3 separate regions of the Homo sapiens genome follow, and all the other regions are linked to region 2. A link is a loop called in an ENCODE intact Hi-C map of the cell type or tissue named here. Cell type or tissue: IMR-90. All regions are shown on one strand. Links, peaks and the distances in the headings refer to the core of each region. The heading gives the core; the rest is flanking DNA. Region 1 overlaps UQCC1 (ubiquinol-cytochrome c reductase complex assembly factor 1). Region 2 overlaps UQCC1 (ubiquinol-cytochrome c reductase complex assembly factor 1). Region 3 overlaps UQCC1 (ubiquinol-cytochrome c reductase complex assembly factor 1).

Region 1 (10,491 bases), core at 3,038-8,037, 90 kb after region 2:
CCAACCTTTTCACTTCACAGATGAGGAAACTAAGACAAAGGGAGAGGTTGCAATTTGGTAAAGGTAATTTTAGGACAACTTTTTTTTTTTTTTTTAAGTTTCATTTCATACAGTGAGGAGAAAACTTTCCCAAGCAACAGGAACATAAATAGCAACAAAAATAGCAATTGCAACTTACTGAAGATCTCCTGTATGTCTAGTACCTACCTACATGCTTGGTGTTTTACTTATGTTATCTCACAACAATCTTATAAAGTATATTTTCCTATTTTTTTTTTTTTTGAGACGGAGTCTCGCTGTGCCCAGGCTGGAATGCGGTGGCATGATCTCGGCTCACTACAACCTCCACCTCCTGGGTTCAAGCAACTCTCCTGCCTCAGCCTCCCAAATAGCTGGGATTACAGACGTGTGCCACCACGCCAGCTAATTTTTTTATTTTTTTAGTAGAGACAGGGTTTGACCACATTGGCCACCCTGGTCTCAAACTCCTGACCTCAAGTGATCAGCCCACCTTAGCCTCCCAAAGTGCTGGTATTACAGGCATGAGCCACCACACCTGCCCCTTCTATTTCTTTTTTTCTTTTTTTTTGAGACAGGGTCTTGCTCTGTCACCCAGGCTGGAGTACAGTGGTGTGGTCATGGGTCACTGCAACTTTGACCCCCCCAGACTCAAGGGATCCTCCTGCCTCAGCCTCCTGAGTACCTGGGAACACAGAGATCCAGCTATTCCGGATTTTTTGTAGAGATAGGGTCTTGCTATGTTACTCAGGCTGGTCTCAAATTCCTGGCCTCAAACAATCCTCCCACCTTGGCCTCCAGAAGTGCTGAGATTACAGGCATGAGCCACTGTGCCCGGACTATTTTTTCCTGTTTTAGAAATTAGAACACAAAGGCTCAAAGAAGTAAAGTTCATTAAAGACTAGGATATATACTCAAAGCTATGTTCTGTCCGCTATATCAAGCTGCCTTCAAAAGTCTGAGTAGAGTTCAACAACACAGGCTCATGCACACTTAATACCCAGATCTTGATTTCTAAATACTGCTCTCCAATAGAAGGAATCGGGGCTGGGTGCGGTGGCTCATGCCTGTAATCCCAATACTTTGGGAGGCTGAGGCGGGAGGATCACCTGAGGTCAGGAGTTCAAGGCTAACCTGGCCAACATGGTGAAACCCCTTCTCTACTAAAAAATATAAAAATTAGCTGGGCGTGGTGTGTGCGCCTGTAGTCCCCAGCTACTCGGGAGGCTGAGGCAGGACAGTCACTTGAACCTGGGAGGTGGAGGTTGCAGTGAGCCAAGATCGCACCACTGCACTCCCACCTGGGCAACAGAGTGAGACTCCATCTAAAAATAAAAAATAAAAAAAATAAAAAAATAAAATCAGGACTCCTTGGAGTAATGTTTGAATCTAGGGCCAGGGCAAAGAAAATACAGCATGAACCTGAAACATCTTGTGGTGCCAGCAATTAAGAGAGTATTCAAAAAATGATGGGGGGCATGTAGAAAGGCGTTCCCAATAGCCCAAGCTGGGACAATCTAATCAACAAAATAACTAATTGGAAAATGAATTATAAGCCGGGTGCTTATAATTTGCACCTCTCTTTGGGAGACCGAGGCGCATAGATCACAAGGTCAGGAGATGAAGGCCATCCTGGCCAACACGGTGAAACCCCATCTCTACTAAAAATACAAAAATTAGCTGGGCGTGGTGAGCTCGCACCTGTAATCAAGCTATTCAGGAGGCTGAGGCAGGAGAATCACTTGAACCCGGGAGGCGGAGGTTGCAGTGAGCCAAGATCTCGCCACTGCACTCCAGCCTGAGTGAGAGAGTGAGACTCCGTCTCAAAAAAAAAAGAAAAGAAAAGAAAAGAAAATGAATTATAACTCAGAAGAAAATAAATATCCATGAGCTCATACTGGTATAAATAAATAATTGAATAAATAAATAAATGGGGAAGAAGTGACAGCTCTTTCTTACAACAGAGTTCCAGTTAATAAATGTAGGAATGATGGAAATAAAAAATCATTAGACAAACACCACAATAATGATCACTGCAGTGAAGAACCATCAATGCAATTATCATATAATCCATCAATCCTAATTCTGGGTATATATCCAAAAGAATTCAAAGCAGGATCTCTAAGATATTTGTACACTGACATTCACTGCAGCATTATTCACAATAATGTGTGCAAGAGACAGAAGGAACCCAAATGTCCATTGATCCAAATGGATAAAGAAAATATACAATAGAAGAGTACGCAGCCTTAAAAAAAGAAGGAAATCCTGTCATGTGCTACAACATAGATGAACCTTGAGGACATTATGCTAAGTGAAATAAGCATGTGCCAGTTATAAAAGAACAAAAACTGTATGAGTCCACTCACATGAAGTATCCTAAAGTAGTCAAAATCACAGAAACAAGGCCAGGGTGATGGCTCATGCCTGTAATCCCAGTGCTTTGGGAGGCTGAGGCGGGCAGATCACTCGAGGTCAGGAGTTTGAGACCAGCCTGGCCAACACAGTGAAACCCCGTCTCTACTAAAAATACAAAAATTAGCCAGGCGTGGTGGTGAGCACCTGTAATCCCAGCTACTCAGGAGGCTGAGGCAGAAATGCTTGAACCTGGGAGGCGGAGGTTGCAGTGAGCTGAGATTGCACCACTGCATTCCAGCCTGGGCGACAGAGTGAAACTCCGTCTCAAAAAAAAAAAAAAAAATCATAGAAACAGAAAGTAGAAAAGCAGGGTGGGGAGAGAATTAGTGTTTAGCATAGAGTTTTGCAAGATGAAAAAGTTTATAGAGATCTGTTGCAAAACAATGTGAATATGCTTAAATTAACATTACTGAACTGTACACTTATAATGGTTATGACAATAAATTTAATGTTAACATATCATTAAAAAAAACCACCAATGACTGCTAAAATTAGTAAGCAAAAGTATAATGTGAAATGGGTATCTGCACAGTCTCCAAGTATCTCCTGACAAGATACTAATTACAAAGGGAAAATACTAACTTTAGAGTTCAGGAACCTGACAAACACCAATTTAACCAAGTGGCCAAAGTTATAAGACCTACTAGCATTATGTATCCCCTGATATGATGCACTGAGAAGGGAATAACATCATTTTTGCCAAAAATGCATAACCTCAATCTCATTATAAGAAAATATTAGAAAGGCCGGGCTTTCTATATTATAGGTGGTAGCTCACACCTATAATCCCAGCACTTTGAGAGGTCGAGGTGGGCGGATCACCTCGGATCAGGAGTTCAAGACCAGCCTGGCCAACGTGGCAAAACCCCTTCTCTACTAAAAATACAAAAAGTAGCTGGGTGTGGTGGCGGGCACCTGCAATCCCAGTTACTGGGGAGGCTGAGGCAAGACAATCACTTGAACAGGAGGCAGAGGTTGCAGTGAGCCAAGATCGCACCACTGCACTCTAGCATGGGTGACAGAGCAAGACTCTGTCTCAAAAAAATGAATAAAAAATAAAAGAAAATAAAGAAAAAAGAAAAGAAAATATTACACAAACTCAAATTGAGAAACATTCTACAAATAACTGACTAGTACTCTTCAAAAGTGTCTAAATCTTGAGAAGAAAAAGAATAAGAAAATGTGACCAGACACAGTGGCTCATACCTATATTCCCAGCACTTGGGGAGGCCCACAGGGGTGGATCACTTGAGGTCAGGAGTTTGAGACCAGCCTGTTCACCAAATGGTGAAACCCCGTCTCTACTAAAAATACAAAAATCAGCCAGGTGTCATGGCACATACTTGTAATCCCAGCTACTTGGGAGGCTGAGGTGGGAGGATCGCTTGAACCCAGGAGGTGGAGGTTGCAGTGAGCAAGATAGTGCCACTGCCAAGATAGTGTCATCCACCCTGGACGACAGAGTGGGACTCTGTCTTAAAAAAAAAAAAATGAAAATTTAACAGATTGGAGACGACTAAGAATATATGACAACTGGATTTGTTATCGCAGATCAAAAAAGGACATTCATAAAAAAAAAAATTGACAAAATTGGAACAAATAGACTAATTAATAGTATTATTTCAATGTTAATTTCCTGGTTTCAGTAATTGCACCATGGTTATGTAAGAGGTTAACATTAGGGGAAGCCAGATGAAGGCTATTTGGGAATGCTACTACTTTTACAACTCTTACATAAGTCTAAAATTATTTCAAAATTTAAAAAATATTTTTAAGTAGACAGAACTTCAAGAGGCTAATTAAGACAAAGCTGAAAGTATGTCTCTAGCTCTTTGAAAACAATAATAGGATTACAGCACTGGACATTACCTTACAGATACCTGATACTACCACTCATCGAAGGAAGGATTCCTTTATGTCAGGCCCTTGACATACATTCATCCTACCACTGCCTGAATATTTCCAGTAAGAGTAAATTTACTATGTGAAAACGCAGCTCACACATCCCATTATGCACAATTCTAATTAACAAAACTCTTTCTCATTCTGAGCCAAATCTTCCTCCCTGTGAGACATGTACCTGAGGATGCCATTCTGAAGCAGAAGTTTCCAACCAGGGGACCTCAAAGATAGGAAGATACTCCAGTAAGTTACAGTCGATACGACAAAAGGTCCAGTTGATTTACAATGACTAAAATTACATCTGGTCAGCATGAGATAAACCACCCTCAGTTATTTACATAAATGCTTTGCTATAATGTTGTCCCAGAGCCTAATACAGTACCCGGTACTTATTAGGTGCTCAAGAAACGTTTACTGACCCAAAGAGTAGGGCACAAGTCAGAGATTCATATAATGAGTTATTTTCCCCTACCATCTACACACATACAAATAACAAATACTATTAAAAATTTGTACAAAAAGTAACAGAACACAGCCCAAGCTCTGAAAAGAAATACCTGCATAACTACCCAAAGTAGACGCCTCTTCTGCACAGGCATATTCTCCATTCATTCAACATATACTTAGTGACTACTCTGTGCCAGGCATAGTGAAAAGACCAGGAAATACAAGAAAAAAGCAAGATGTCCTCAGAAGGGCAGGGCTTACACATTAATTGGAGGGAATTTTTAAGTAGATTATATATGTTACATAAATTATATAATATATATAATTACATATAGCAAACATATTTTTAATTGCATCGAATACGAAAAAGAAAGTTAATGACTACAGATAAAAATCATAAATTGGTAAGAAAAATGAGTTCCCAATAGATGAATGGAGAAATGCCATAAGCATACAATTTTCACAAACTGAAAAACAACTGATCAATACAGAAAAAATACATAACCCTGAGAGCTAAACAAAGAAATACAAGGTAAAACAAGGTAACATTTCTTACCCAATTTATTTAAGTTAAAAAAAACTCAACTTGAGAGAGGTAATAATGAAAAACTACTTATACATACATTGCTGGTGGCAGCATAAATTAAAACAACCTTTTGAAGAGGCAAACTGTTCATACTCTGACCCAAGGTATGCCTTCCTAGGAATTATTAATAAGTAATTAAAAGTAAGAAAAAATATGTGCTAAGACAATGGTAAGAAAATTAAAGCTTATAATGGCAAAAAAAAGGAAATGATTTTCATATCAAAGGCTAAGTAAATAAAATATTATATGGTCATTAAATTTTTAATTACAAAGTCTATCAAAACAATATGAATAATGTCCACTCTAATAAGTGAAAAGGTACCAGAATATAAACTTCTGTGGACATTTGTTAGGGTACTTCAGGAATAACATTACATATACATACACACACACACACACACAAACACACACAAACACACACACACACACACACACACACACACAGGCTGAAAAAGAACCAGCAGAGATAAAATACTGACGTTTTCAGATTTGAAGTCATAGATGATTTATTTCCCTTATTACTAAATTATTTGTATTATTAACAAAAATCAGGAGGGACACAAGGTCCAAGGTAAACTACATTATAATGATTAGGTGGTCAATGGTAAATGAATACCTCAAATAATTGTTTCTTGGATTTTATATTCATATAAAGGAAAAAGAAATAATTATCACGCCCAAATAAAAGTAGCACAAGATGGCCACAAAAAGAAAATTGAAAAAGGTTAACTCGGAGATGAATATCTGGAAAAATTCCCTAACAGTAAAAATCATCAGACTGTAGCATGGTATCCTAGGCTAAGTTCCACTGCTAGGGTATTTAGAAGCAACGCCCTAGACACCATACTTTAGGAATCAGTCCTAAGTTGGCACCACAGAGACCCAGAGTGGTCTCATGAGGTTTTTCCATCACACAATTTGGTTGGCTAATCTATAAATACATGACATTTGCACATAAACACTAAGGTTTTCATACTAAGCAAAAGAACAACAAATCTTACCTGGGAAGTGCGAGACAGAGCCCTGTCCCCCTGTCCTTGGGTAGGAGACACAGGTATCAATCGGCTGCATACTGGAACCCACTGAGAAATGCTAGTCTGGTTCCTCTAAAGAAAGAAAATAATAATCTGTCAGGAATCTAAATCATACTCCCTACATGGAAGGCAAAGAGTGTACCTGTGATACTGTAATATAATTAGAAATATATATTTGGCCTTCATCTCTAGTTCCTGGCACAGAGCTCCTAAAACCCTTGGAATTTCTGAGTGAGGGGGGTGTCTGTAACTCATAATAAGCCCCTTTCAACCATACCTGAGTTTATGCTAATGAGGTGATTCATGCAGGATGGAGGCTGGTTGCCAGAGAAACCTACCACAGGAGTAGAGGGTTGGAACTCAGCCCCAACTCCTCAAGGCATCCCCACCTCCAGGAGAGGAGAGGGATTAGAGACTGAGCCAATCACTGGTACCCAGTGATTTAATCAATCATGCCAACAATAAGCCTCCACAAAAATTCTAAATGACAGAGTTCAGAGAACTTCCGGTAAAGATGAAAAACTCTTTTTTCTATACTCAACACTCCACTTCTGATACCAAATGTGCAGGGGCAAGGGGTCTCCATACCAAGCAATTCTCTAGTTCTCTGCAGACACCAACTGGGTGTCCTACAATTTAACTTAATTCTTAAACTAACTGCCTGGAGTTAGCAGAGACCTCACAGCACCATCCAACAGGACTGTCCCCCACTTCAGACTCCCATCACAAGTAGTGGGTCCCCAGGTTACTCACACTTTTGTCCAACTTGTCCATACATTGGGGGTTCCCACAGCTGCCTCCTCAGATTCAATAATTTGCTAGCATGGCTCAACTCGGGGAGGCACTTCACTTACTTTTATCAGTTTATTATAAGGGATACACCTCAGGAACAGCCAAATGGAAGCGATGCAAAAGACAGGGTACGGGGTGGGAGCTTGCTCTCCGGGTGTGCCACCCTCCCTACACTTTGATGTGTTTACTAACCTAGAAGCTCTCCAAACCCAGGGATTTCTATGGAGGCTTCATTACGTAGACATGATTGATTATCACTGATCACTGGTGATCAGCTCAATCTCCAGCCCCTCTCCCCTTCCAAAAGTCAGGGAGGAGTGGGAGAAGCTACAAGTTCCAACCTTCTACACACATATTTGTTCCTCTAGCAACCAGCCTCTACCCTCCAAGAGTCACCTTATTAACATAAACTCACTGCCGGTCATAGCAGCTCATGCCTTCACTCCTATTATCTCAGCACTTTTGAGAGGCTGAAGCAGGATTACTTGAAGCCAGGAGGTCGAAACCAGCCTGGGCAACAAAGCGAGACCCCCAGCTATACAAAAAAAAACCCATAAACTCATGTATGGTTGAAAGGGGCTTATTATAAATAAATAAAAAAAAAACCATTCCTCTCACCCCAATCACTCTGCAAGGGTTTCAAGAGCTCTGTGCCAGGAACCAGGGATAAAGACCAAATATATATTTCTTCTCTCACAATATCATATCTGGGTTGCAGCCACAGGCCAGGAGGGTGGCACACTCTAATTCCACAGGGACAGAAGCAACTACACTCAGGACCATTCCAGATCTGGCCTTTAGTACCTAAGTTTAAAAATCCTGCCAGAATGGGGTATCACATGAATGAAGAACTTCCAAAATGGGACCAAGACCAAGCCTCCACATGCTCATTTCTCCAAGGATAAGATAAACCACTGCCTACTACTGATTCCACAGACTAAAATAATTCTGGTAATAGGTGACTCAAGCAGTGGGCACGGGCTCCCTCTGGGAAGAGAAACAAAATAAGCAGACTTCTGGCATTTTATGATTAGATTATAATTCAAATTACGGTTTGCAATGTCTTTTTTTTTTTTTTTTTTTTTTGAGGCTGAGTCTCGCTCTGTCACCCAGGCTGGAATGCAGGGCCATGATCCCAGCTCATTGCAATTTCCACCTCCTGGGTTCAAGCGATTCTTACGCCTCAGACTCCCAAGTGGCTGGGACTACAGGCATGAGCCACCACATAGGGCTAATTTCTGTATTTTTAGTAGAGACAGGGTTTCACCATGTTGACCAGGCTGGTCTTAAACTGCTGACCTTAAGTGATCTACCTACCTCGGACTCCCAAAATGCTGGGATTACAGATGTGAGCCACTGTGCCTGGCCTTTTTTTTTTTTTTTTTTTTTTTAAGAGACAGGGTCTCACTACATTCCCCAGGCTGGAGTCCAGTGCCTAGTCATGGTGCTAACATTGCACACTACAGCCTCAAATGCCTGATGCCTGGGCTCAAGTGATCCTCCCACCTCAGCCTCCCAAGTAGCTGGGACTAAAGGCTTGCATAGCTGTGCCTGGCTTACAATGTGTTTTCATAAACACTGACTTACTTACCTGATCTTCATAGAATCCCTTTATAGTAAGCAATGCTGAGATCATCATCATCCCCAAAAGGAGGAGGAAACTAGGGTAGAAGTTTTGCAGTGGGAAAACACACGTGGGCAACTTGATTTCCAAGACAAGAGAGATTAAATGGCTGTTCAAGCTAAAACTGAGATTCACGTTTTCCCTCTAACATGAAGCTCACTTCAGAAAGGTCTCTTGGCCAAAGTGAGAGGCTAGGCTGGAGAAAGGGATAGCTCTCTCTTGCTAAATAAGAAGTCTGCTTTATTTTATGAACCTGAAATACATTCCACTGTATAAATGATAGCCATGTACACAGCACTGGAAATCTTAATTTTAGGAACCAACTCTAGGGATCTGAGGGTTTTCTTCACTTGACCTGTAGACCTTATAGGGCCATAATGAGGACCAGATACATAAATTGCTTGAAAATCCTTTGCCAAGCATAATGTATAACACAGTCAGCCCTCCACAGCCATGGGTTCTGCATCCATGGATTCAGCCACCCACAGATTAAAATATTCAGGAAAAAAATACCGGGCATGGTGGCGTGTACCTGTAGTCCCAGCTACTCTGGAGGCTGAGGCACGAGAATCACTTGAACCCAGGAGGCAAAGGTTGCAAGTGAGCAGAGATTGTGCCACTGCACTCCAGCCTGGGCGATAGAGAGGGAGACTCTGTCTCAAAAAAAAAAGAAAAAAAAAAAAAGAAAAATCAGGCCGGGCGCGGTAGCTCACATCTGTAATCCCAGCACTTTGGGAGGCCGAGGCTGGCGGATCACGAGGTCAGGAGATCGAGACCATCGTGGCTAACACAGTGAAACCCCTTCTCTACTAAAAATACAAAAAAATTAGCCAGGCGTGGTGGTGGGCGCCTGTAATCCCAGCTACTCAGGAGGCTGAGGTAGGAGAATGGCATGAACCCGGGAGGCGGAGCTGGCAGTGAGCCAAGATCACGCCACTGCACTCCAGCCTGGGTGACAGAGCGAGACTGTCTCAAAAAAAAAAAAAAAGAAAAAAGAAAAAAAAATCAGGAAAAAAACATGCCATACTAAACATGTAGACTTTTTTTTTCTCGTCACTACTCCCTAAATAATACAGTATAACAACTATTTACATAGCACCTATATTGTATTAAATGTAAGTAATCTAGAGATTATTTAAAGTACATGGGGGAATATATATAGGTTATATGCAAATACTATGCCACTTTGTATCAAGGACTTGAGCATCCACGGATTTTGCTATCCGAGGGAGGTCCTGGAACCAAAGGACCAGGGATACTTGGGGACAATTGTACTAGGAGTCAAAGATTCTAGTTTAAATTCAGCTACTCTAACATTATCTTTACAAGTAATTTAACCTCTGTGACATTCAGTTTCCTGATAGCAATTATGAGGAACACTTAATGAGCATTTGATGGCAGGCACTTTTCTGGTACTTTACATATATGAACTCATTTAAACTTCACAATCACCACTCATGTAGGTATATCATTATCCCATTTACACAAAAAAGGAAACTGAGGCATGGAGAGGATAAGCAACCTCCCAATGTCACATAGTTCTAACAGCAGGATTAAGATATGAACCCAGACAACCCAACTCTAGAATCCTTGCTCATTTATGGGATGAAAGGGTAGAGTATCTGCAAGGTACCTTCTAGCTCTAACACTATATGACCTGGTCTGGAACC
Region 2 (10,491 bases), core at 3,468-8,467:
TGGGGTTTAGAGCCTGGACCTATTGAAGAACCTCAGACGAGCCATGGCCCCACCTCCCGCCCCTTCAAGCAAGGCACAGCGCAGTGGCGGGCCCTCTCCCAAGTGTGAGGTGAATGCTGTTCCTGGCCACAGGGAGAGAAAAAAAGTAAGAGCACCCAGCCCAGGCCCGTGGGTGCTGGTTCCTGACTGAAACCTGCAGTGAGGCCTGGCAGGGCCTCAGCCTCCCCCGTCCAACGCGCTGGCTGGGCGGGAGGTCTCCAGGTGCTTCCGGCGCTACCGCTGTAGTCCATCACTTGTTGACGCCACGGGTTGGTGCTTGGAGGTCCCTTCCTGGAAATTCCCCAGCCAGGGTCTCCAGGATCTTTTCTCCTTGTTCTCCCCTCCACACGGAAAAGGGGAGCCCGTGGCCTGGTCAGGGTCTGGGTCCTAGGCTCACCAACGTCACTCCAGGGAAGTCCCCTGGAAGCTACAGAGAACCTGATGGGGGAGCGGGGAGGGTCGGGGCCAGGGGCCTGAGGTCTGGCCTCCCCCTCTCTAAGGCCAAGCCCAGTGGATAGGGTGGGTGAGGCATGGTAGGTGCAGTGGACAGACTAGAAGTGGGAACCAGAGCAATAGGTACAGGAGGGCTGCTCCCAGGGGAAGCGTTCGAACACCCCTGCCAGCTCCACTTCCCTCCCACTCCACCCCCATAGCTGATAAACTCTAGATCGAGACCAGCTGGCATGAGCTCTCCCTTCCCCCTTAGCCCTCTCCTCAGAAACTCCTTTTCCCCCTATCAGTCCTCCTAATCGCTGGTCTCAGGAAAGGATTCCCTTCACCACCTCCAAAGCCAGGCCCTTGTTCTCAAGATCAGGCTTCCATTTCCAGAGGGATCTCATCGGAGTCCCTAACACTCATGGGAAGTTCCCTACTCCACTAAGTGCTTAGCTCATCAGGGTGCTTCCTGCCCCCAAATACATCTTCAGCACGTTCCTGCAAACCCCCTTGTTTCACCCCCTCTTCCGCCTCCTCCCAGTATCCCTCCATCTCTTCTCAGCATGCTGCTCCGAGTCTCCTTCTGGAAGCTCTCCTCTTCCCTGGGTCCAGTCTACCTTCTGCACTGGTGCCTGCTCTTCCCGCCACCTCCTGTGAATGCTCCTTGCACTCCCAACCCAGTCTCGGGGCTGCCCTCACCTCCGGGAGCTCATCAACTTCAGGATCTCTATACCCAAGACAAAGCCAACATCCTTCGTCCCTGAGGTCCATCCTGAGGTTCGCCAAGGTCCTTCCTCCCCCATGCCCTTGCCCTCCCTGGAGCATCTCTAGCATCTGAAGTCCATCTGCCACCAGACTGGCTCCCCACAGATGCAACCAAGGTGCACCAAAAGCAATGGAGTGGAACCCAGAAAAAATGACTGTTCAGCTTTGCTGCAGGGTCACCTTGCACCAGCAAGCAGATTCTTCTCAGTGCGCCTATTTCCCTATTGCATCATGGGTGCAGCAATCCCTGCCCTGCCCAGCTCATAGGGTGCTGTAAGTTTCACTTGAAAAAACACAACACATGGCCGGGCGCGGTGGCTCACACCTCTAATCCCAGCACTTTGGGAGGCTGAGGCAGGTAGATCACCTGAGGTCAGGAGTTCGAGACCAGCCTAGCCAACATGGTGAAACCCTGTCTCTACTAAAAATACAAAAAAATTTAGCAGGGCTTGGTGGCGGGCACCTGTAATCCTAGCTACTAGGGAGGTTGAGGCAGGAGGATCCCTTGAACCTGGGAGGCGGAGGCTGCAGTGAGCCGAGATCACACCACTGCACTCCAGCCTGGGCAACAGCAGCAAAACTTCATCTCGAAAAAGAAAAAGAAAAAGAAAAAACACAACACAGAGAGGATTCTTCTCCTCCAAAGAGGATCTTCTGCCAGACGTCACCATCTCTGGGCCCCAGTGAGTTCTGTGACTGCACTCTCTTCAGGCTCCACATTAGGCCTCAAGTCCTGATGAGTTTTTTCTCGGAAATGTCTCTGGGGTTTGAGCTTCCCTTTGAATTCCATCTGTCACCCCCGGCATCTCAAGCCCAGATGGCTAAACTCCCTTCCTGACAGAGCCAATCCATCCTGGTACCACTGTCTCTCCACTGCCATCATGCCCCAGTCTTTACCAAGAATGCGCACAGTGGCTTCCTGCTGCCTGGCAGCTGATGTGTGATCTGTGCTACCCCTACTCATGGTCCCACCTGATCTCTGCAACCCTTCCTTCCCTTAGCAGCTAACTCAACAGTTGCTGCAGTCTGAAGAGCTTCCTGTTCTGTGCCTTCAACTGGACAGCTAGTCCTCAATTCCCGTTTTCCTACCTCCTTAAGCCTCACTCTTCACAGCCTGAAGCGGTGGACTGGGTCAGAGCCACCATACAGGGTACATCTGGGCATTCCCCTCCTGGAATATGAGCTTAAGAATCCTCACCTGCAAGGCGGCGAGTGAGGTGACAAGTGAAAATACCAAGCAAGCCTGGCATGGAGGGAAAACTCAAAAGATGCTGGCTGAAGTGCGGCCTGGGCTTCAACCTCAGTTTAAGATTCACCCCGTCTTGTCGTACAGCATTGCTATTTCTCATCGGAAGAAATAGCGATGATTTCTTTTTTCAAATTTTTAGGTAAAACATCAATCTTAGGGGTACTGTTCAGTGTTTCTCATTTGAAAACCTCTATAATACAGTCTTCTCTGAAGAGTAAGGAAGACATATGTTTCTTCTGATGAGTAAGTGTACTTCCTTTTATGTGACAATGGGAACTCTACAACCTTAGGGCTTTCCATTTTCCACCTTTGACCAGGAAGCTCAGAGCAAGGTCTCATACTCAATTGCAAATCTCCTGGCTGACCTGGGGGAGGGAGGCAGGGTGACATGGGGACAAAGCAGGGTCCCCAGGGTCTGTCGTGGGCTGGAGCACTCTTGGCCCCTTCTTATCCTCGATCACTCTTTCTCTAGGCCCCTCTAAGCTTCAGTCCCCTCACTTGTGTTAAAGGGATAATAAAAATGATGAGGGCAATACCTGTTTTACCTGATTGTTGTGAGACAATGCATTTACAGTATTTTATAAAATTTTAAAAAAGTCATATGAAAGTTGCTCATTAGCAGTCCAGGTTTTCCAACATAATTATTTTCCCTCTTTTTCCCTCCCAATACCTGGATCTGATCTTTCAAACTTTAAGGATTTTTTTTTTTTTGAGACAGGGTCTCACTCTGTTGCCCAGGCTGGAGTGTGGTGGCATGATCTCAGCTCACTGCAACCCCCACCTCCTGGGCTCAGGTGATCCTCCTACCTCAGTCTCCTGAGTAGCTGGGACTACAGGCTCATGTCACCACACCCAGCTAACTTTTTGTAGAGACAGGGTCTCACTGTATTGCCCAGGCTGGTCTTGAACTCCTGGACTCAACCAATCCGCCCACTTCGGCCTCCCAAAGTGTTAGGATTACAGGCATGAGCCACTGCACCCAGCCTACAATTTTATTACAAACTGTGTCTCTTAATCTGCTGTGATCTTTTCTGGAAGAATACAGAATACAAATATTAATAAATGACAAAATCATTCCTACAGAGCAGTCTCCCTGAAGGCAAGAAATTGTGTCCTTCACTTGTTTTGTACAATAATGAGTTACACTAGAAAAGCATTTAGCTATGGAAAGAACTTTCCATTTTGGTTCCTATGCTAAGACCAAAGGGAGTGCTCAATATTAAGTCGCTAAAATAAGTGAAACTGTATGGGTCACACTGAGAATGGTCCAGAAGGGGGCTTTTTGGTTGGGGTTGTATTGATAACACTTGGTGATTTAGTCACACATTCATTCTTTCATTTATCCAAGTATACACTGATGCTGATCATGAATCAGGCATTTGGCTGAGCACTGGAAAAACAACAGTGACCAACACAAACACAGTGTCCACTCCACGCTGAGGCAGCTCACAGTACAGTGTAGGAGGTGGGTAAAAAAATCATTTTAACATGGTAAGGTAAGTGTTACCAGGGCTAGGTGTGGAGGCTTATGCCTATAATCCTAGCACTTTGGGAGGGCAAGGTGGGAGGATCAACATAGTGAGAAACTGTCTCTACATAAATAAAAAGGTAAGTGCTCCAGAGCAGAGAACCACGTGGGGAGCAGCACGGATATCGTGACTGTACCTGGAGGGGACAGGAGAGGGAGGGACAAAGGTTCTAGGTAGAGGACACATAGCATGATCTCTCCAGGTAACCCCAAGAGGTTCAGTGTGCTCAGAGAAGAGATGGGTAGACTCATAAAAACAGGAATGGAGGCAGTGGCCAAACCAAGAATAAGGGTAGCCTCCAAGGAACCTGGAATAGATCTTAAGGGGAGGGGGATTGGCAGAGTCAGGGAAAGGTGCTGATGGCCAAGAAGTGAGGGCTCACCAACATCAGACACGATAGATCCAATCTGGCTCCTTCAAAGGCAGCTCCATACTGCAAGTTGCTGTGTTGCACGACGACAAACTCCTGAGCAGACAGGACTAGCTCTGTAGGCAGGGACCATCAGATGCTGGAGGGACTCACCCAGGGCCTGCATGAACACTGGCTGACTGGGATGCTAAGAAGGGGAGTCAGGTTCTGGACCAGGGCTGGACCAAATGACCTTTCAAGTTCCTTCCAAATCTGAGCTTCCAGGATTCTAAAGCAAGCCCGGTAGCTGAACTGGTGCCATGAGCTGGGATCTGTGGCTGGGGAGCTACCCTGGGCAGCAAATGGGTTAAAGCTCAAATAACTTTTATATATGAATTAATGTGTAGAGTTGGGAGCCAAAATCTGTTCCATTAATTTTTCCATCCATTCCAGGAGCAGTTAGGTACACACAGTAAAGTTTATTTTGGTGCATGGTATACTTCACTCCATTAAAAATAAATTAATCAGCAAATTCCTGCCTGGCTCAGCTCTGGTTTATGTAAATAGTGCCCAGCTGTAATGAGTTACAAGGTGTTATTATCTCACACACACACAGGAGGCTTCACTCTAGAGCTCCGCTCGCAACAAAAGCATCTTAAATAAACTGAGAGAAGCGGTTTGATTTGTAATGTTTTCACAGAAGTGGGATATACCTCACCCATATAGAGTTTCTTTATATGACTCATTTTATAGCAAGTTAAATGAAGGAAGTTTGATGGGGGAGGGAGGGGCAATATGGTTCCCCACCCCCTTTCTTCACTTTAAGAAAATCCCCCAAGAGATGACCCGCACTGAGGGAGGAGGGGCTGGTCCTCAGGTGCTCAGACCAAGGTGGCTCTGCAGCACGTGCTTCAGAAGTTGGGAAGGGGGACCAAAGCTGGGCACAGGTCTGGGTCTGCTACAACTAAGCCAGGAGGAATGTTCTCTTCTCCCCAGTATCTCATGAAAGGGGAGGCCAAGACAGGAGACAGCATGTTCCTCATTCAGTTCACTGGGAGTGACAAAGGTGACTTTGTTCTCAAGGCCTCCTTCCAAATGACTTAGGATGTGAAAGCCCTTGGTCATCAGAGGCCTCCTGGGTCCCAGACGACAGGCCTGGCTGGCTGTATCTTGGCCTGAACAGAGACACATCTCCATGAACTAGAGGCAAGAGCAGCAGAGACCATCCCAGCCTCTTCCCTTTCTCCGTCTCTAACTGAGCTGCGCGGTGCCCTCATTACTGCGTCCACCATCTCAGGCAAGTTTCTAAGTCCCTGGAATAAAGAAGGGCCATGGCAGAGAGAAGTCTCTGTTTCTTTTAATGGCCAACTCAACCCCATGGCTGAAAGCCGAGGGACAACGCGTGGTCACCGACCGGACTCGGCAGCATTACAATCTGCTCCTAGGCCACAGCAGGCCCTGGGGGGTTTCCCTTTTGAACCTACACCATCCCTTCCTTGGCCTTTGGGAAAAGCTATCAGTCACATGTAGTTGCTGGAGGGGGTTGGGGAGTGTGTGCTGGGGGACTCTCACTCGGGGCTTCCCCTAAGGGAGAGGACACCCCGGGAGAGCTAGGGGTTCTCCCAGCCCTGTACCCCAGCAGATCAGACTCCTGGGCACACTAAGAGGAAACTCAACACAAATGGGGCCAGGTATTTGACAGATGCTGTTCAGAGGTCAGTTCAGGCCACTTTCTGCAGGGTCCTGGACCAACAGGCACTTCTCTCCTGGAGGTTCCTCGAAGCCAGCTGGCGGGCCGTGCGGAGGGCCCAGCCCATCAAAGTCCCTCGTCGTTGTAAGTCGGAGAATGGGGCTTCAGGATGCTCTGAGGATTCTTCTCCACTAGAGGGCGCCAGCTCACCTCCCCTGTCAGAAGCAGATCCTCCCCGTTCATGGAGTCCAGGTACTGTATCTGCAACCAGGGGAGGGGGAAGGAGGAAGCGACAGAGGCAGGGCAGAGGTGAGGAGCCAGCGTCAGGAACCAGCCTCCCAGAGGAGAGGAAGGAAGGGGACGGGGCATGAGGGGGGCTTCTGACCATCCCAGGTCCCAGACCAAGCCGTCCCAGGCCAAGCCGTCTCTGATCTCCTAGATAATTTCACTAAGGTGGTTCAGAGAAAGCAGTCACTGGGGAGCTGGGTGGCGGGGGCAGTTAGGGAATTCCCTATCACACCTCTGAATGGAGACAGACACACACCTCCCAAGGACACGTCTCCCCTACACGCCCTCCCTAGACAGCTCCTGCAGGCCAGGAAGTCAGGGCTTGCAGCGCACACAGCCATGCTGTCCACCCCAGCACTGCTGGGTGAGAGTCCTGATTCTGTCCCTTCCCAGTGCTGCTACCCAGGGTGGCAGCTTCCCCTCTCTGAGATTTAAGTTCCCTTGTCTTGAGAGAGGGGATAGAAACAGGTACCTCACAGGACACATGAAGAGATTCAACAATATGCATATATGCAGTGCTAGGCACTCACGCTTTAAACATATGTATGCCTCTGTTGTCCTCTAGTGGGCCCCTGGTCAGTGGGCCCCAGTATCACCTCTCTAGGACAGTAGGGGCAGACAGCTCTGCCATTAAAATGGTCATCATCCAGAGAAGCCACTGCTGCAGGGCCAGGAGACTTCATCTTAGGCTTTAGGTCATTCCCCCTTCCAAGAATCCACCACTCTGGTTGCTTCCGCTTCCAGCTGCTGACGCTTGAACTCAACCCCAGCCTCTCGCACGTGTCTTGGCTCTGGATTCCCACCTGCCCTGCCATCTCTTCCCTAAAGCCCACTCCTCCCTTACAGTGACTCCATTTCTGCCCCCAGTGCCACCCCTCTGCCCACCTCCTGGGTTGAAAATCTCAACAGAACCTCTGGTTGGCTCTTGGGCCATCGGCCACACCAAACAGTCTGCTCAAGGCCCAGCTCCTGCTCTTCCTTTCCCGGCCTTCAGCACTCTGCCCTCCCTGTATCACATAACAGGCTGGCTTACTCCAGGGTTAGCCGTGTGCCTGGGCTTCCTCACCAAACCATGAGCTGGCTCCTCGAGGGCAGGACTGGGTCTTATTAATCGTTGCTTTCCCAAGAGTACATGGAGCAGCAGGTGCTCAAAAGGTTTGCTGATAGAACTGGGTCCCCACCAAAGCTCCCTGCTTTCCCAAGAACCCCTTCACGGTTTTTCCACTGCCTCTCACTGGGGCCACATGGGACCTCTTGTAGGGACAATGGTTGTGGCAGCCCCTTCCTAGAGGGCCCTCGGAGAAGTCCCAGTGTGTCTTGTTGGGGCTTCTGGCACAAGCCCACCATGGCAGATGGAAATGTTGGGCAGGTCTCTCAGAAAACACAGCATTTGCTTTGCGAATTGCTACTCCCGTCTGAGGGTGAGTCCAGTCAACAGAGTATCAGAATTCTCTGTGAGTGGGGCCCTCTGGCCATGCCGTGCCCTCTCCCTGGCTCTAGCAGATTTGAAGAGTGGTCAAACAGAAGTCCTGGCTCCTGGGATTCTCTACCCTGTGGGTCTGCAGAGCCCCAGTATGTGGTTTTTCCAGCAGTTAACAAGCTAGTCCTATGGGCCCTGTCTTCTCAAGAGCTGAAGTCCAGCCTTGCCTTTCCTGGTTGTTGAAGACCATGAATACAAGTGAACAAGAGAGTAACTGTGGCGTGACACCCCTTCAGCTCCAGGGGCCAGGCCATGAAGCAAAGGTGTGACTCATGGCACAGCCTGAGCTGTCTGAGGCAGCTGAGGCCTCAGTGGTCACATGAATCACACAGCTTGGGGCCCTAGGGCAGCTGTGCAGGCTGACTCACTGGGAGGCCCTGGAAGAGCCTCTATGTCCTCTTCGCTGCCAGTCAGCTCACTCATCTATCAAGTATGAGTTTCCCATCAATACAGGATCTGAGGGCAGGGAGGTCAAGGAATTAATTCCCCGGGGCTTGAGGACAGCTATGTGGGTAAGCAGCCCCCACTGCGGAGCTTTCTCGTAGAAGCTTTGATGTCGGGGAGCCCTGGGGAGCCAGAGGGGTGAGAAACTGAAGTGGGGGGACTCTACTTGACTGTGGAGAGCATCTAGCAGGAAGAGGCTGTCTGTGAAATGCTGCCTGCTGCCCAGTTTTGCTGGAAGTCAGGAGCAGGAAACAAATCCAAGTGGGTAGAGAAGGGGTCCACAGTGGGCAGCTGCTACTACACCACGTGCTCATATCTGCCAGGACTCTGTGGGCCCAGCTGCTAGCATAGCACTGGGCGCACAGTAGGCAATGAGGTGCACAGTGAATGAATGACTCAAAGTTCCTGAGGGCAGGAGACTACTCGATGCCTCTTTCTCTCTCTCTTCCCATTTCCCGCTCCCTGGCCCAGTTCATGGTTGGACATACAGAAGGCGCTCCTTCTTCAGCGTCTAGTGCTGATGTGATCTGGTCAGAATTCTCTCAGGCTGGTCCTTGGTAACTCCACCTCTCATGATCCCCTGAAAGCCCAAGAGGAGGACCCACTGTTGCCAGGACTTGGGAGGGGAGGGAAAGGGTCACTCACCTGTTTCCTCACATACTCTACCAGCAATTCAAGATGTCGAGGGTCTTCACATTTCCGGTTGAAGAAGGTTCTCCAGAGGGCAGCGGCCAGCCCATGATCATCTGAAAGGATCCCCTGGAACATACAGCACAGCAGTGGTCTCCTGAGGGATCCACAGAGCCAGGACACAGACGGTGGGGATACTATGAACATGCTAGCAACCATGGAATCAGCTCAGAAGGGCCCTCCACGCACAAGAGGAAAATGGGGCAGTCACACAGTAGAGGTGGAAGGGGTCTTACAAGGGTATCTGGCCCAATCCCTTCATTTTATTACATACAGAGGGAGAACAGGGGGTCCAGAGGGGCCAAGCCACCAGTTAGGTGATGCAGAGCTGGGACTCAGGCAGTACTCCGTACTGCGCCTGGCCCAGGCAACACTTGAGAGGCTGAGAAGAGAAACAGTAGCAGCAATGCTCCCCCTGCTGTCCATAGCAGCAATGCTCCCCCTGCTGTCCACAGGGCACGGGCTGGGAATATTGTGAATGTATGTTTCTCCCAGGAATGGAGGTGGGCATGGACTGTGCCTTCTTGCTTGGTCCAAGGACCAAGGCAAGGCAACTGGTCCTTGGGGGAAGGGAGCCAGCTACCTTGTCTTCACTCTTACCCAACTCTGGGCCCAGCCTCTCCCTAAGTAGGGGAACAGGATGTTCAGCAGGATTGCTGGGGCCACAGAGGGCCAGGCTCAGAGCTTGCATGTGTGTGTGTGCCTAACGCTGCCTCTTTTGGCAGAGGAGACTTCTGTTGGGAAGCTTAAAGATTACAGAGCAAAATAAGAGCCCCAGCCACCAGCTAAGGACATTTTCTAGCTTGGACCTCTAGAGGAGGGAGGGCTGAGAGTCTTGCTTCCTGGGGTGAAGGTGGCTGATGGAACAGGCCCTGAGAAGTTGCTCTGTCCAGGTGCCAAGGTAGTGTGTGGAATCGATGTGCTGACTTGGAGTTAGAAGGGAGATCAAGTCCTAATTCCACCTCTGCCAAGATCAGTGATGGTGGCAGCTGACTAAACCAAAGTCTCAATCTTCTACTTCTTCAAAACAGATGAAGTTACCTGCTCTACTTATAGCATTCTTGAACTATTTGTTAAGTGTAATCTGTTGGATACAAAGATTAGGAGCATGCTTTGGCAGACAGCGGGGATACAGTCAAAACCGTGGGGTCTGGGAGCCAGAGCACAGAGTTCGAATGCCAGCTGTGTCACTTGATGGCCATGCGGCCTTTAAGAAGCTATTAGCCATTCCTGAGCCTCAGTTTTTCATGAGTCAAACAAGCCTAATAATACCTATCCCACAGAGTTGCTGTGAGAATTAAGAGATACTGGCCATGAATGGCTCTGTAAGTGGTAAACATTACCCAAAGACCCAGGATCACTTTATTCGACATTTTATTGTGGTCTGTCCTCTTGGGCATTGTGGTATGTGAGGTCTGGCTCCAGGCCTGCTGCCAACAAGGGCCATGTCCAGTATGGGGTGCTGACAGTTTGGTAGAAAAACATTCCACCTGTTCCAAATGCTCTCTGATAAACCCTCCTTACGGTTCCACA
Region 3 (10,491 bases), core at 3,537-8,536, 66 kb after region 2:
GCATTATTTCTACTTTTCTGTTTTCTAAGCCTCCTCCCCCACCCCACACTACCACCTCCAAGAGGTACTTCAACCCCTATGCCTCCAGCAAGTCCACTGAGTCCTGTAATCTTGATGTGGCTATCCTTCGGTTACCCTCCTGGAGCTTCAGGCTAAGAGAGCAGGGCCAATAGAACATGGCTTCTCCACAGACTTGGGGTGGATCCATCATTCCTCCTAACAGCCTGCCCACCCCGCCCCTGCACGATTCCATTAGAAGAAAGACTTCTCCGATTCTTGGAGGATCACAGCACAACTGAGCCCCAAACTAACTACTTTCCTGGTGACCCTTCCACTACATTCCTCAATAAACCTGCCCCAGACACATCAGGCAACTGGCTGCCCTCAAATACTCCATGTTCTTGTACACATTCTATCTTTTGCTCCTATTATTCCCTCAATCTAAAATGCCCACCCTTTCTCTGACAGAAATTCTAGTCACTCTTCGTGGTGCATCTCAAATGTCACCTCTACCACAAAGCCACTCTTTATCCAACACTCCACCCCATCACCAAATCTGGATTTAGTTACACCACTTTGTGCTTCCACTGCATCTGCCTGTGTCTTGGGCACAGCATTTCTTTCACTGGCATGCATTATAGGCAATCGTGCTTTATGTCTGTTTTCCATTAGACTTACATTTCTTGAAGATACAGACACAGAGTCTGTATCTGATTTGCCCAAAAGAAATTACCAGAAAAGAATGCATGTCATACCCTTCTCTCCAACATCCCATGGTCCTGCACACATAGGAGGTCCTCAAGAAGAGTGCTGATTCAAACTGAAAAGCTACAGATTCTTTCCACCAAAACCTGCATATCATCAGAACTAGGCGAGAGAAAGAGTGGAAGGGGAATCAAGTATAGATTTGAAGCAGACAGCTTCCCTCTCTCAATTGAACTGGGGGTGGTACACCCTACTCCTCAGAAATTAAACCAACCTCAGCAAGGAAGATTAAGCAGGCACAGTTTGGAAACTTTAAAGAACTATAAGTAGTTTCAAGGTTCTCCCATCTGCTGTTAGTCAGGTATTGACCTTGGGATGTGGTCACAGGGATTATATATTTTATTTTATTTTGCCATCCACTCCCTCTAACACTGATACCTCTAGCTATATGGGCAATAAAGAGTCTTTCATACAGGTTCTGAATATTATCTTTGAGTTCCCCTAGCCTTCTTGCAACCCTCCCACCTTTCCAGTGAGTAATTTTACAGTGCCACCTCTACAGTCCTCCTCTCCTAAAAAAGCACTTTTTCCCTTCAATATATGCAGCTTCCTTCCCTGAACGCTATGCCTTACCCTTCACCATTCAGACAACAAGATGGCAGGCAGTGTGCCTTTTAAGCTACCTGATGCGTGGCACATTTCAAAGAACTAACAGGTAGAAGTATAAGGGTTTTGATAGTTGCAGCTTCCTTTGTGATCCTATAAGTACTTCTTACTCATATTTATTATATAACTTAGGCATTCTGATTTATAATTGACCATTTTACACATCTTATCTCCCTCACTAGACTGTGAGCTTCTTGAGAACTATTCCCTAGTTCCCACAAAGTGCCCAGGATATGGTGTGCACTTACTAAACTACTGCTTAGAAAAAGATAGCATAGGCTGGGCACGGTGGCTCACGCCTGTAATCTCAGCACTTTGGGAAGCCGAGGTAGGTGGATCACTTGAGGTCAGGAGATTGAGACCAGCCTGGCCAAGATGGTGAAACCCTGTCTCTACTAAAAATACAAAAAAATCATATGGGCGTGGTGGTGGGCTCCTGTAATCCCAGCTACTCGGAGGGCTGAGGCACAAGAATCACTTGAACCTGGGAGACGGAGGTTGTAGTGAGCCACAACTGCACCACTGCACTTCAGCCTAGGCAGCACAGTGAGACTATGTCTAAAAAAAAAAAAAAAAAAGCATAAAATAAACTGCCACCTTAGGCCCCTAAGCCAAACTCAGTGTAACTGTGTGAGTACAGAGGAAGAAACATTTCAGAGGTGATCAAAACCAAAAAGTATATAGTAGTCAGTTGTATGATGCAAAGGTTCAGCTGAAGGCAGTCTCAAACAAGGGTCCTTTTGACAGGGCAGCCATTCCCATGTTCCTCAGATACTCACTATGGTCAAAGTAGTAAACTTAGTTCTCCAGAATTTACTTTCCCAAGATCTGGCAGTTCAATAAATACATTCCCCAGCCCCTGACTTCAACGACTCTCCTATATCCTTCTGACCTTTAATACTGTGTAACATTAGATGAAAAATTGATTTTTTTTGGCTACTTATTTCACAGCTGAAGAAAAAATATACTGTTTAAGGTGTTAAATATTTTTACATGCAACAAACCTGGCATGAAGCTAACTTGTATGCACATTTTAGAGGTACAGGCGTAAATGTCAGTGCTATAATTTGTTATAGGTTTCTGATGACCAGCAATGAAAATGACCACGGATTCTCACAATTCAAACCACTTTTACGTAAATGTGAACTTTCCTAAAACAGCCAAGGGAGAGAAAACTTTCCATCCAAGCTCATAGAGTGTGTTAAGAGATACTGATAGCATTGTTCACTGGGTTAGGTGTTCTCTGAAAAAATCCTACAAATATTAGTTTCCTTCTGGGCTTATGCTTTGACCTTTAATAAAAATGTGCTTCAAGACACCAGTTATTAAAATGAAAGGAACAGTTTTTAACACCTGAACAACTGCCATTTCATATAATCAGCCCTCCTGAAGGCTATACCTTACAAGTCAGCAGTGTTTAAAAAAATACATTTGGTGACTTCATTTAAATTGCTCACTTACCAGACGTGGAGTAGGGTTATAAGAAACCATGAATTGAATGTATCAGGCATCTGACACCCTAGAAAATAACAATAAGGTATAAGTATGTGAGGGTTTAAAGGAAGCATATTGACCATATATTAAATATTGGCAGGCACGGCACTTATGGTGCTCTCTGATTATGCTATTGCAGAAAAGTCCAGTAGAACAATAGGGCGAGACCACAGGATAAAAGAACTTTGAATCATAGCACGCCAGGAGTAAAAGAAAAAAAAAGGATGGATGCGGTGGCTCATGCCTGTAATTCCAGCACTTTGGGAGGCCGAGGTGGGCAGATCACCTCAGGTCAGGAGATCAAGACCAGCCTGGCCAACATGGCGAAACCCCATCTCTACTAAAAATACAAAAATTAACCAGGCGTGGTGGTGGGCGCCTGTAATCCCAGCTACTGAAGAGGCTGTGGCAGGAGAATTACTTGAACCTGGGAGGCGGAGGTTGCAGTGAGCCAAGATCACGTCACTGCACTCCAGCCTGGGCAATAGAGTGAGACTCTGTCTAAAAAAAAAAAAAAAAACAAACAAAAAAACAACCCATTGAATTTAGTCAGACCACCAGCCTTCTAGTTCCAGCCCTGTTACCAGCTTGTTATGTGGCCTTGGACAAATCACTTCTCCCCTTTGAGTCTTGGTTTTCTCACTTTGCAGAATGTGGCCTAGATGATTTCTATGGTTCCTTCCAGCTTCCGTGTGCTTCTACAGTATTTTCCCTCCATGGGCTTGAATTCTGAAAAGCTAGGCAAACACTCCCTTACTTTTTTCAGTTGGGCTCCACTGAGAAGCTTAAGTCTTTCTAGTATCCTTTTCCTGTCTTCTTTCTCTAAGGTACCCAATGTGCTATGGATATGGGTGTGCTAAATGATTTGCCCAAAAGAAATGACCAGGAGCTGGGTGCAGTGGCTCACACTTGTAATCCCAGCACTTAGGGAGGCTGAGGTGGGTGGATTGCTTGAGCCCAGGAGTTTGAGACCAGCCTGGGAAACATAGTGAGACCCCATCTCTACAAAAAACTACAAACATTAGCTAGGCATGGTGGCATGCACCTATAGTCCCAGTTACTTGGGAGGCTGAGGTGGAATGATCACTTGAGCCAGGGAGGTAGAGGTTACAGTGAGCCAAGATCATTTAACTGTACTCACGCCTGAGTGACACAGCAAGACCCTGTCTCAAAAATAAGAAAAAAGAAAAAGAAAAGATCAGGCGAAAAAAATCAGGGCTCTAGGGAGCTGCAGCTGAATAAGAAAGCATATTGTACTTACTGAAAGGCTGTTCATCACCCCCCCAGAAATGACAAAACTGGGAAGGGCTTCTCCTTGGTTTCAGATCCCACAAATTAGTTCTGTGCTCAGACATCAAAGCCTCTCAATTCTCACTCAGCTAAGAAAAGCCTCCTGCTGGATGAGGGGTCTCCCACTGAATGTGCCCGCCTTATTACATAACAGGGAGAAAAGCCAGAGCAAGAGGAAGATGCAAAAAGAGAATAAGTGGGGAATTTGGGCCCTTATGGTAGAATCTGTCCTTTGGGGCAATGACTCAAGAAAGAAGCGCTATCCTCTGCTTTTCAGCAACCATCAAGGTACATGATGTACTAAATGATAACAAAGAGGGGACACTAGGAGATAACACATAGGCCCGGACCCCCATGAGGTACATTAACAGCACCAATAATAAAGAGCTGTAATTCACTGCGGGCTTACTATGTGCCAGATGTTCTACTGGGTTCTTTACATCCATGAGCTCAATGAATCCTCCCAATAACCCTGAGGTAGGCATTGATATTATCCCAAATTGACAGGTAAGAAAACTGACTCAGAGAGACCAAGACAATTGCTGTTCAAGGTCATACAGCTATGAAAAGAGACACCTGAGATCAAATTCAGATCTACTTGATTCCAAACACTGTGTTCTTAATCCTGCTCTAACAGCCTCTCTAATACCACTATCAGAAACTAACTCACTAAGGGCCCATCTGCATACCAGATCTACTGCAAGCCATGTCAATACATTATCTCACTCAATCCTCACTTTAACCCTGGAGGGAAGCATTATAATCCTCATTTTAGAGATGAGGAAACAGACTCAAACTAAGTAACGTGTGGGCAGCCACAATATTAACAAGCTAGTGGCAGGGCTGCAGTTTGAATCCAAGTCTGTCACAAAGTGACACCAAAATACTTTGGTGAGCTTACTGGGAGGTGCCTAGCAGCTGTCAAGTCGACTTCCTCTCAGAGCCCAGCAGGAGGGAGCTGAAGGCTGGCCTGGCCAGCCATACAGCTATTAAGACACATGCCATCTGAGAATGGGCCAACCACCCTCCACCTAGACAAGAATAGCCCTGAGAAACTCTGAAGCCCGGATCTGAAGTTGGGTCTTTTTTGGATGCTAGAACAAAACATTAAAAAGAAAAATTTTCTTGGAAGTCTGTCTTTCAATCTGGAAAATGAAATTTGGCTGCTTCTAAAGGACAATCTGTTCAATTGCTACCTCTACATCAAAGCTTCTCAGCAGCCTCCAGGAGCCTTTCCAATTTTCTCAGAGAGGGAATCAGTTCTTGGGCTGGAAAGCACAGACAGACAGGCCAGCAGCTGGACTTGGGTCACCATTTCCCCTTCTGGGGTCACCTCAGGGCTGAGGGTGGGAAAAGTGCTGGCATATGATTGAGTCCCTATACACACTGGTGTCAGAACAGAAACCCACAGGGTAAAGCCCTAAAAAGTAACACCATTGACTGTTGACTGTGAACTATGCAAAAATACAGCAGATTCTTTAGTTCAATGAAATGCATTTAAACACTTCAAAGTTAAAACCTGCTGTAGTATTTTGCCATGATCACACTCTTGCTCCAATGCACATTCAGTGCTTTAGTTTCTGAAGCTAGGCACTTTCTTTCTTGACATCAAGTTGGATACAATTAAATAGTTCATTACTGTTATGGGGTGGCAGCATAACACAGTTGTACATTTAATGTGGGGTCAGACTGCCTGATTCAATTCTTTGACTCTACCTCTCACTCACTATGTGACACTGGGTAAAATTACTCAATTTTCTTCTCTGTAAAAATGAGAAAAACAAGATAACTGACCTTGTAAGATTTTTGTGAGAATGAGATAAGGCCTATAAAATGTTTAGCAAAATGGTTAGTATTAAGTTAGTAGGTACTCAATAAATATTCACTATTGTTGGTTTTCAGCAAATTATTTAAATAGTAGAATTGAAATTATCTTTGAAAAACCCCACTAATTATTTCAGATTGTATCAGTGATAAACCTCAACCACAGACTCAGAATGTATTCATTAAGGAGCCTCCTCTCCAAGGCCTCCAGTCTCTTAAGGGTTAAAGACAAAGCAGTCTGCAGACAACACTGTGGAATTCAACAGGAGCTCTACTGATTGACCACCTCTGCTCCAAAGTGCTCTTCACAGCAAACATCTCTAAAAGACCAGTCAGCAAACCGCAGTGTACTCATCAGTGCAACATGCTCAGACAAAAGACATCCTCAAAATATCTAAGAAACAGCGGGCTGCTGAATTCTCAGGACTCCAAAAGTTAAGCCCTAAAATACCACAAGTCCAAGTGAGCAATGACCACTTTAAAAAGTACAATCTTGGGAAGCAATATATATATACTGCTTTCTCTTGTTTCTTTTTTTTTTTTTTTCTGCCCAGGCTGGTCTTGAACTCCTCAGCTCAAGGGATCCTCCTGCCTTGGCTTCCCAAACTGCTGGGATTACACGTGTGAGCCACTGCACCCAGCCCCTTTCTCTTATTTCAAACCTGTCTGGCCTACTCTTTAGAATCCAAGCCACAGGAAAGTCAGTGTAATTATTTGAAAGATATTTGTCATCTTCTGCATCCAGAAGGTATATTCCAGATTTGTTCCCTTTTTATTCACTAGCCACAGTTTGGAAGCACTTTGGTTTGATATGAAAACTTAATCTACCCACAAATGACAAAGATGGGCCACAACAGAATGTAATAAAAATGAACATGCTATAGGTCTCAAAAGGAAATTCTCAAATTGAGTCTCAGAAAACCTGAAGAGTAGCGTTACTAAAAAATTTACTTTCTCCCTAGGTAACTACTTCAAAGACTAAGCTAAGACAAAGCTCACCAATAGATTCACACTATAATTAGTATAAACATCAGTTTCCAATACTAATAGAAAATCTCACAGAGGTAGTTTGCATTTAAATATAACAAAATACAAAAAATATTAAAATGAATTACATTTTCTAATTTGCAATTACACTCATTCACAGACAATATGTTATAGTGGAGAAATCCCTGGATTTTAAACCAGACAACACAGGTTCAAGGCTTGGCTAGGCAACCCTGGGTGAGTCACTTAGCCCCTTTGAGCCTCAACTGTTTCTGAAAACAAAATAAAACAAAATGAAAACAGTAATACAAGCCCTTCCTAGCCCACAATATTTTGTAACTCCTAAATGAGACAAATATAAAACCATACTATATGAGCTAATAGTATAAAACAGTTATTTATAAACTTTTCTTAAGTTTTATAAGTAGTTTACACCAGGCTATGAATTGAAACATGATATGTTAAATACGTAAAAAGTCTTATTATTCAATACTACAATATTAACTGAAGAACCTTCAATAATGAACAGCTGGCCAAGACAAAGTTATCTAGTAAACATCCTTTCAAAATAATTCTAAGAAATTTCTGAGTTATTTATTGAATCAAATATAAAATAGACATTAAATAGACATCTGAGGATGAGGGTTTTTTTTGTTTTTTTTTTTGAGATGGAGTCTTGCTCTGTCGCCCAGGCTGGAGTGCAGTGGTGTGATCTCGACTCACTGCAACCTCTGCCTCCCGGGTTCAAGTGATTCTCCTGCCTTGGCCTCCCGAGTAGCTGGGATTAGAGGCACCCACCACCATGCCCAGCTAATTTTTAGTAGAGGGTGGGGGTTTCACCATGTTGGCCTGGCTGGTCTCAAACTCCTGACCTCAAGTGATTCACCCACTTCAGACTCCCAAAGTGCTGGGATTACAGGCGTGAGCCACCGCGCCCAGCCTGAGGATGAGGTTTTAAAAAGACCTGATGAAAAATACTTCACACATGGATTCAAGAAGGCACTTAAAGAAAAAAAAAAAAAAAAAAAAAACAGGCTGGGCATGGTGGCTTATGCCTGTAATCCCTGCACTTCAGGAAGCTGAGGCAGGATCACTTAAGGCCTAAGACCAGGAGTTCAAGACCAGCCTGGGCAACATAGTGAGACCCTGTCTCTACAAAAAATAAAAATAAAAAAATGACCCAGGCATAATGGCATGTCTTTGTAGTCCCAGCGACTCAGGAGGCTGAGGTGGGAGGGTTGCTTGAGCCCAGGAGTAAAAGGATGCAGTAAAAGGGCTAGAGCCACTGATTCCAGCCTAGGTGACAGAGCAAGATCATCTCTTAAAAAAAAGAAAAAGAGGCCGGGTGTGGTGGCTCACGCCTGTAATCCCAGCACTTTGGGAGGTCGAGGTGGGTGGATCACAAGGTCAGGAGTTCGAGACCAGCCTGGCCAATATGGTGAAACCTCGTCTCTACTAAAAGTACAAAAAAATTAGCCGGGCATGGTAGCACATGCCTGTAATCCCAGCTACTTGGGAGGCTGAGGCAGAATTGCTTGAATCCGGGAGGCAGAGGTTGCAGTGAGCCGAGATCACACCACTGCAGTCCAGCCTGGGTGACAGATTGAGATTCTGTCTCAAAAAAAAAAAAAGAAAAAGAAAAAAAGCAGTTTCTAATATTAATAGCTTCATCAGATAGAGAAAAAATATTTTTTCCTTTTGGACTAACTTATCCTAGACTAACAAAGAAGCAGGAAAATATTCTTTCCAGGTTATGAATAAAGAAGAAAGGAAAGGTGAACACTAAATTGGAATTATAATTCAGTATGGTATTTCAGTTTTTGGTGTCAATCTGCTGAGACAGTAAAATAAAATGATTTGTATTTATTTGATTTTTAAAAACCAAAATAGGCCAGGTCCCATGGCTCACGCCTGTAATCCGGAACTTTGGGTTGGGAGACTAAGGCAGGTGGATCATGTGAGGCCAAGAGTTTGAGACCAGCCTGGCCAACATAGCCAAACCCTGTCTCTACTAAAAAAAATACAAAACTTAGCTGGGCATGGTGGCGTGCACCTGTAGTCCCAGCTACTCAGGAGGCTGAGGAACAAGAATCACTTGAAACTGGGAGGTGGAGGTAGCAGTGAGCCAAGATGGCACCACTCCACTCCAATCTGGGCAATAGAGCAAGACTCAAAGCAAGTCTCAAAAAACACGATGCAACAAAAAAATAGTTATTAAATAACCAAAACTGCACCCAGCTTTCTTCATTGTTGTGAACACAATTATATACAAATATTTGCTGCTAGAGAAAAATCTCAAATGTATACAGTTAGGTGTATGCTGCTTTGAGGATGTGACTATTACCACAGAAGTACACAGCATACATTTCCTTCCAAAACCTGTGGAACTGGAAATGATTTAATCTCTCCCAATTACAAGTACCTGCTTTAATTAACTTTGTTAATAATATAACTGTTTACAGCATCAAAATTAATACTGTGATAACAATCAACTGCTTCTGACAGTCTAAACCAGCAAAACCCTTTTGGAAAGCAATTTATCAATGAGATATACATAATAAAATTATATATGCCTTTTGACCCAATAGTCTTTTAACATGAGAAAAATCATAATTAATCCAGGATTAATTAAAACAATTAAAAATTAAAAACAGGAATAGCTGGCCAAACGTCCATGTCAAAATGCTAAGTAAAACATCCAGAATGGGCCAGGCACAGTGGCTCACGCCTGTAATCCCAGCATTTTGGGAGGCCAAGGAGGGCGGATCACGTGAGGTCAGGAGTTTGAGACCAGCCTAGCCAACATGGTGAAACCCCATGTCAACTAAAAATACAAAAATTAGCTGGGTATGGTGGCACATGCCTGTAATCCCAGCTATTCGGGAGGCCGAGGCAGGAAAATTGCTTGAACCTGGGAGGTGGAGAGGTGGAGGTTACACTGAGCCAAGATCGTACCACTGCACTCCGGCCTGGGCTAATAGAGCAAGACTCCATCTCAAAAAAAAAAAAAAAAAAAACCATCCAGACTGTAAAACAGAATATGTTTACTATGATATGAATACTCTTATGTAAAAAGATGCATGTGTGGACAAGGGAGATAATGTCAAAGTACAGTTTGTTTGTTTTTTCAAAATAAGCAAAATGTTTTATTTATAGGATCCTTTTGCTCTCTGTTTACTCTATTAAAAAAGAAAAGCAGCTGGGTACAGTGCCATGTGCTTTTAGTCCCAGCTACTATTCAGGAGGCTGAGGTGGTAGGACTGCTTGAGCCCAGGAGTTTTAGGCCAGCCCGGGCAACACAGCAAGACCCTTGTCTCTAAAGAAATATATACAAGAAGTTTTTTAAAGAGACAAATAGACAGTTTGGATTATATGCTTTGTGCAGGAAAAACTGTTTCACTAGGGACTAAAAAAACCTATCCTATTAAAACACAACCATAAAAATGAAATGTAGATTTGTTCTCCTTTTCAGTACTATCAAACAATAACTTACTTAGAAAGAATTCCTCGAAGTCAGTTTTCTCC

What was found. Hi-C counts contacts between places; a loop is a spot of excess contacts. Peaks named below come from ENCODE experiments on the same cell type or tissue, not always from the same donor. Only the 100,000 strongest peaks of a DNase experiment are listed, where the experiment ranks them.
Region 1: a loop joins it to region 2, with 11 times the contacts of the local background. A loop is called at or near these places in 3 of 110 quality-filtered maps.
Region 3: it touches region 2 in a loop (2.5-fold over the local background); 3 of 110 quality-filtered maps call a loop at or near these places.

Annotation. Positions count from the first base shown.
Region 1 is chr20:35,387,720-35,398,210 of GRCh38, forward strand. It overlaps UQCC1 (ubiquinol-cytochrome c reductase complex assembly factor 1), which reads right to left. Exons shown (of 10, transcript NM_018244.5): 2 at 6,373-6,477. Among named protein-coding and RNA genes, the nearest start is that of UQCC1, 19 kb to the right of the region's middle. In IMR-90, for the core only: no CTCF peak of the experiment used is centred there; no DNase peak of the experiment used is centred there.
Region 2 is chr20:35,297,753-35,308,243 of GRCh38, forward strand. UQCC1 (ubiquinol-cytochrome c reductase complex assembly factor 1) reads right to left here. Exons shown (of 10, transcript NM_018244.5): 9 at 8,914-9,027; 10 at 4,826-6,317. The coding sequence ends at 6,183. Among named protein-coding and RNA genes, the nearest start is that of FAM83C, 11 kb to the left of the region's middle. RefSeq lists enhancers at 6,550-7,370, 7,662-8,861, 7,954-8,248. In IMR-90, for the core only: a CTCF peak has its summit at 6,252 (motif pointing right); DNase peaks (open chromatin) are centred at 5,039, 6,269 and 8,119; H3K27ac peaks cover 3,612 bases.
Region 3 is chr20:35,363,725-35,374,215 of GRCh38, forward strand. UQCC1 (ubiquinol-cytochrome c reductase complex assembly factor 1) reads right to left here. Exons shown (of 10, transcript NM_018244.5): 5 at 10,460-10,491; 6 at 2,833-2,890. Among named protein-coding and RNA genes, the nearest start is that of UQCC1, 43 kb to the right of the region's middle. In IMR-90, for the core only: no CTCF peak of the experiment used is centred there; a DNase peak (open chromatin) is centred at 6,327.